2 separate regions of the Mus musculus genome follow, and region 2 is linked to region 1. Evidence: chromatin contacts called from ENCODE Hi-C or POLR2A ChIA-PET data. All regions are on one chromosome and are shown on one strand. The core of a region is the stretch at or near the end of the contact, and the rest is flanking DNA. Distances in the headings are between cores, read along the strand shown. Region 1 holds the start of Socs3 (suppressor of cytokine signaling 3). Region 2 has its middle 37 kb from the start of Socs3.

What was found. Hi-C counts contacts between places; a loop is a spot of excess contacts on that map. ChIA-PET counts read pairs that join two places held with the same protein, here RNA polymerase II (POLR2A).
Region 2: a map of left cerebral cortex shows a loop between it and region 1 (5-fold over the local background). The contact joins the enhancer-like site here to the promoter of Socs3 in region 1. A Hi-C loop is called at or near these places in 13 of 37 maps with a recorded cell type or tissue (gastrocnemius, heart, left cerebral cortex and 1 more). POLR2A ChIA-PET finds 5 or more read pairs at or near these places in 5 of 5 experiments (Patski and embryonic stem cell).

The regions. Positions count from the first base shown.
Region 1 is chr11:117,968,064-117,970,763 of GRCm38, forward strand. Socs3 (suppressor of cytokine signaling 3) reads right to left here and starts at 1,303. Exons shown (of 2, transcript NM_007707.3): 1 at 812-1,303; 2 at 1-255. The coding sequence starts at 167.
Region 2 is chr11:117,931,043-117,933,742 of GRCm38, forward strand. No RefSeq gene overlaps it. Among named protein-coding and RNA genes, the nearest start is that of Socs3, 37 kb to the right of the region's middle. Within about 2 kb of position 1,434, at least 2 of the 3 ENCODE cell types and tissues checked have a DNase peak (open chromatin) inside an H3K27ac peak, as active enhancers do; they include heart and left cerebral cortex, where a contact is called at or near this core.

The sequences.
Region 1 (2,700 bases), core at 53-2,552:
GCCTCGCCGCCGGTCACGGCGCTCCAGTAGAATCCGCTCTCCTGCAGCTTGCGCACGGCGTTCACCACCAGCTGGTACTCGCTTTTGGAGCTGAAGGTCTTGAGGCGCAGGCTGGTGTCCAGGGGGCGGCTCATCCCGGCGGCGGGAAACTTGCTGTGGGTGACCATGGCGCACGGAGCCAGCGTGGATCTGCGCGGCGGTGGCTGCAGCTGCTTCGCGGCCTCCGCACAGCGGCCGCTACCGCATCCCGGGGAGCTGCAGAGAGCAAAGCGTGAGGCGCGTGAGTGCCCGGAACCCTCCAGCGTGCCCGGCCCTCCAGCCTCCGCCTAGCGCCCGGGGCACCCCTTTGCCCCGCTTTAGACCGTGTCTCAGGCCCAGCCACCTCGCGGAACTCGACTGTCCTCGGTCACTGCCGGCCAACCCCAGACAGTCTCTTCCCCTGCCCGCCCTAGGAGGACGCCCAGAGAAAACTCGCGCGTGGAAGTTGGGTCTCCAGGAGCGCGGCCAGGATGGGGAGAGACACAAGAGCCCTAGGGACGCTCAGGGCGCCTCTCAGTCCGGTGTCCTCAGTGGCGAGGGCGAAAAAAGGGGGGTGCCAAACCCGAGATATGTGAGAGAGGGGACAGGAGAAACCCGAGGGCCCCAGTCTGAGTATGACGGGAATCAGGGATCTTCGGTTCTCATCCGCTCTGCCCCCTACCTCGTCCCCTCCCTACCGGGAATGACCCGGGAAGGGGAGGAGAAACCGGGAAAAGCTCCCGAGCTGGACCGAGGCCCCCACCCTTCCCCACACCGCGCCCCTCCTTCCTACCTAGTCCCGAAGCGAAATCTCCGGCCTTGGGGCTGCGCCTCCTATGGTCCCCGAGGCGAGGCGGCGGCCAGCAGTGGCTCGCGCTGCGCCCAGATGTTGGCAGCCGTGAAGTCTACAAAGGGGCTCCCCGTGCGTGCGCCCCCTCTGGCTTCGCTGCTCCCCGGGCCGATGAGGCGCACTCCTGGGCGAATCAGGCAAAGGACCTGGGCGAGGGACCTCGACGGAGAGCTGGGCCGGGAAGGGGGCGTCCGGGAGCCCGGAGAGACAGCGGTCGTAAGAGCAGGCGAGTGTAGAGTCAGAGTTAGAGCCGCCTCGGAGGCCGCGCGCGCGGGTATTTACCCGGCCAGTACGCCCCGCCCCCCGATTCCTGGAACTGCCCGGCCGGTCTTCTTGTAATGTTTAGTCACTACTCTGCACTGAAAGGCTGTGCGCGGAGGGCGAGGGAGGGGCCGCGGAGGGCGGGCTTGGAGCTGGGGCCTCCAGGACCCGCCGAGACTCACCGAGAGGGAGACAAAGCGCGGCGCGAGGCTGCCCGACCGGCGGGCGCGGCGCCAGCCTTGGCCGAGCGTTCCTGGCAGCGGCCCCTCCCCCGCGCGCTCCGCCCCCAACTTCTCATTCACACTTTCCCCCCCCTCCCTTCTAAGAAGGCTGGTTTCTGGCAGAGGCGGGGGCGTCGCGATGGGAGCGCGCGGGCAGTTCTAGGAGGCCAGCCGGGAGAGGCTCCCTCCTGGCACCCCTTCCCTTTCTTTTGATCCCCGCGGGGACGCTCCCCTCCCTCTGCACCCAGGCCACTCCGAGGTCCTCATGTACAGTTCCAAGCATCCCGTGCCAACCAAAAGGGACGTAGGACCATTCAGCCACCAGCCCACTGGGGACCTAGGAAGTGGAGGAGGGGGATGCGCGACATTTACCTGTAGACAGGTCCAAAAGATGAAGCTGTGAGATCCAGAAGTGGAGGAGACACTGACTTAGAAGCAGCTACCTGGCCTCAGCTCATCCGCCCATTGCCTGGTTCTTCGGTGACAGACGTGGGTGCTGATGTCCTTTGGGGAGTGGGGTGGGAGGAGCAGCTAACTACTACCTTATCACTCATCTGGGCCTCCCAACCTGCGTGGCGAACTGTGGGTCCGCCCAGGTACTCTCGGCGCGGTGGGGGAGCTAGAGGAAAGAAACCCTCATCCCATGCTCGTCCCCCGAGTCCACCAGAGGGCGCGCTGGAGTCTTGTAGGCGAGCCGAGTTTTGCTGTTTCCCAGGCTCTGTATAGAGAGAATAAGAGGTTGTGGGGCTCCTTATTCAAGAACAGGAGTGGGGAACCCAGAGAGAGAAGCCTCACTTCCCAGGACAGGGTCAAACCTGAGAAGGAATGTCGACTAGGAGGACTGTCCACAGAGCGTTGTAACGGGTTCAGCCACTGCCTGAAAGTCGCTGAGGTGTCAGAATGGACCCTCTCTTGCCTCTACGTTTTAAGGTGTCTGAACTTTCCCGATGGTGGGGTGGAGAGGGAGTATTGATAAGAGCAGGTGATTGAGGTGAAAGGTTGTTTACTCCTGGTCACGTGAGTATCTATAAAGGCCTAGTGTCGAGTTTTGCAACAGGCAGCAGGAAGTGGCAGCCACCTGAGAACCAGCTAAGTGACACACAGTGTCTGCTCTCAGTGGGCTTTCTGACCTGCCCTCTTGGATACCACAGGCTTCTTGTAACACCAGTAGGAGGGCAAACTGACTACACAGAGTAGCTTGGGCTAGGAGGGAGGGCTGCCTGCTTCCCTTCTGGCCCACTGTGTCCAATCTGCTCCACTGATGCTGAGGAACTAAGAGAGACCAGGGCAGGTGCACTGCCTCTCTGGACTCAGTCTTGTTATCTGTTAAATAGGGATGGGTGCCCATCT
Region 2 (2,700 bases), core at 184-2,683, 37 kb before region 1:
TGGCCGCGCCATCGTGCAGGGCTGCGTTGGGCCCATGCCACCCCCCGGGGGACCCGGCAAAGGAGCACCGGGCGGGCTGGGGAAGCCTGGGTTCTGTTGTGGGCAGCTGCACAGCCAGCTGCCTCCCTTCCCGGTATGCGCGCGGGAAGTCACGGGTGGGGGCGGGTGGAGCCCTGCGCTCTGGGAGGGATCAGGTGGCTCAGTGGAGGCCAGGATGGGCCCTCTCCTGACTGGGAGAGCCCTTTCCATCACCCCAACCATAGAAGCTAGGCGGCTGTGTCCCTCAGGACAGAGACGTTTGTTGAGCATCTACTGACTGGGAGGTGCGTGGGTGCAATGGTCCAGAGGCAAGGGGGCAATTTCTCCCTTTCAGGAAAACACTTCAGAGATGCATTCATTCATTCATTCATTCATTCATTCATTCATTCATTCATCTTCCGTAGGCACTTTATTACTGGAATTGAATTTCATGTGTCCCTAAAAATCCAAAGTTAAAGGGGGTGTATAAAAATTAGGAAAAGGGTTGTGTTTCTTTCAATGTGAGTTGTGCATATGTCCCACCTTGGAGACTTGGGTTCCACACTGCCTCTTGGCTGGGCCTGCACTACAGAAAATATTCGTACCTCTCTGTGTATACTGTGTCTTAGGAGTCCCGGCCTCACAGCCCTTGGCACAGGATACCAAAGGGCAGAAGGGCTTCATAGAGAAGCAGGGGTCTGGGGTGCACATCTTCCACATATTACTGGTGAGTGACCTGGTCTCTCTGGGCCTATCCCTCCCCCTCCCGCTTCCATCACTCCTCCCCTCCCTCGGTAGAAGTGGAGCCCTGACTCTAGGCACAGGCAGATAGAAAAATAATCTCTTCTGTGGGTGTCCCTAAGAACACACACCAAAGAACTAGGCGGCTCCTGAAGTCTGAGGAAGACCCGCTTATTGTGATAGATGGCGGGTTCCCAGAAAGGGCAGTTGTTAGTAAAGTCCTCCTTGTGATTGAGAGGCTTATGGACACAAAGTAACCCAGGAGGCCTTATCCAAAGAGAAACGTAAAGAAACAAAAAGGCCAGTCAGTCAGTCAGTCAACACACATTAACTGTCAGCCGACTCTGTGCCAGATACTCTTGCAGGCTTTGGACAGACAAGAAGTTCACTCAGCAGCCTAGGAGCCTTCAAAGCCCTGTGTGTCACCCTCAGGAGTAGGTACCAAACATCTGTGGAGCACTGGGGTCACCTTCAGGCCAAGGATAAGGGGCCTCTTGGGATGAGGGAGGCCCAGCCCAGGACAAGGCTCAGGCCCAGAGCCAGGGGGCCACCCTGAGGTGTGGTGGCCCCTGGGCAAAGAGTGACTCAGGCTCCGCCCAGCCTCCCTAACTGGGCCTGGGTTTGGTTTGTTTAAGAACAAATTAGTCACAGCAGGCAGCTTTCCCGAAAATAAAATGAGAGTCCCCAGGAAGCAGGGAAGATTGGAGGCAGGCGAGTGAGTCAGCACGTGCTCCCCCAAGGGCTCCACTTTCCAAATATGAGACCTCCTCCCTCCTCCCTCCTGCTCCTCCTCCTCCCCAACCTGTTCCTCTGCAGCCTCTATCTCTCTTTTTCCGCCTCCTCTCCTGTCTCCCTCCACATCCCCTTCCCACCAGTTGGGCTCAGTCCTCAGGAGCACTCACTGTCCCTGTCCCTGTCCCTGTCCCTTCCTGGTCTCTCCTTCTCCTCCGTCCACCGCCCCCTCCCCCGCCCAGGCATTGGCTGCAAGAGGAAAGCAGGGAAGGCCTGGCCCTCCTCTTAGGACCCCTCCACCACTGGGAAGGAAGCCTTCAGGGTGCTGCCATATTGCAGACAGTGATGGTCATTACCTGGGAATAGGCGGGGGTGGGGGGTCACAGAAAGAGGGACCCTTAAAGACTCGGTGGGGCTGCAGGCCCCCTTCCTGGGCCTCCACTGGCCTGTGAAATCAGTCCTCTCTGAACTCTTTGATTTCTGCTGCCTAGGGAAGTCTTATGGGAACTGGGACTGGGGGCCAGTTTGGATTCAAAGAATGGGCTCTGGCCTAGCCTCTCTCCCTGCTTCTCTGGCAGCCTGTGAGAGAAGGTTTCACCCCATGGGAGGGAGCCAGCTCTCAGTTTGGAGGAGACTCTGGTCACATACCTTCACAGCCCAAACTCAGAGGGTCAGCAGCAAAGGTTCCTGACTGCAGGAAGGAGCCAGGCTTAGGAATGGCCCTTGATAAGTCACTGAGGACCTAGGACAGCTTTCCTACAGGATTCTAGAGTCTTCCTCCAGCCCCCTTTCAGCAGGTGAGAGCAATGCTCTCTCATTGCCCCTGGGAACTTCCGCCCCCCCCCCGCACCCCCGCACCCCTCTCCCCCGGGACCATCACTTCTAAGACTACCCCCAGGAGTCAGAGCAAGCAGCCCCAGGCCTAGGTCACTCGACTGGGCCGGGGTCCCTTGCCTCTCCCGTCTCTGTTCAGTCTCTGCTTGCATTTCTCAATGAATAATTTAGCTGTTTGAGTTACAGTAAAGAGCAGTACAGCTTCCCTCCCCAAATCGTTAAGAACTGATATGTTCGGCGTCTTGATTCCTTCTGAGGAAGAAAGTCCCTTTCCTAGCAAAACTGAGCCTTAACCAATATCTGTGACAGTAATAGGCTATTGATATAAATATATCATATATGTGTGTGTGTGTGTGTGTGTGTGTGTGTGTATGT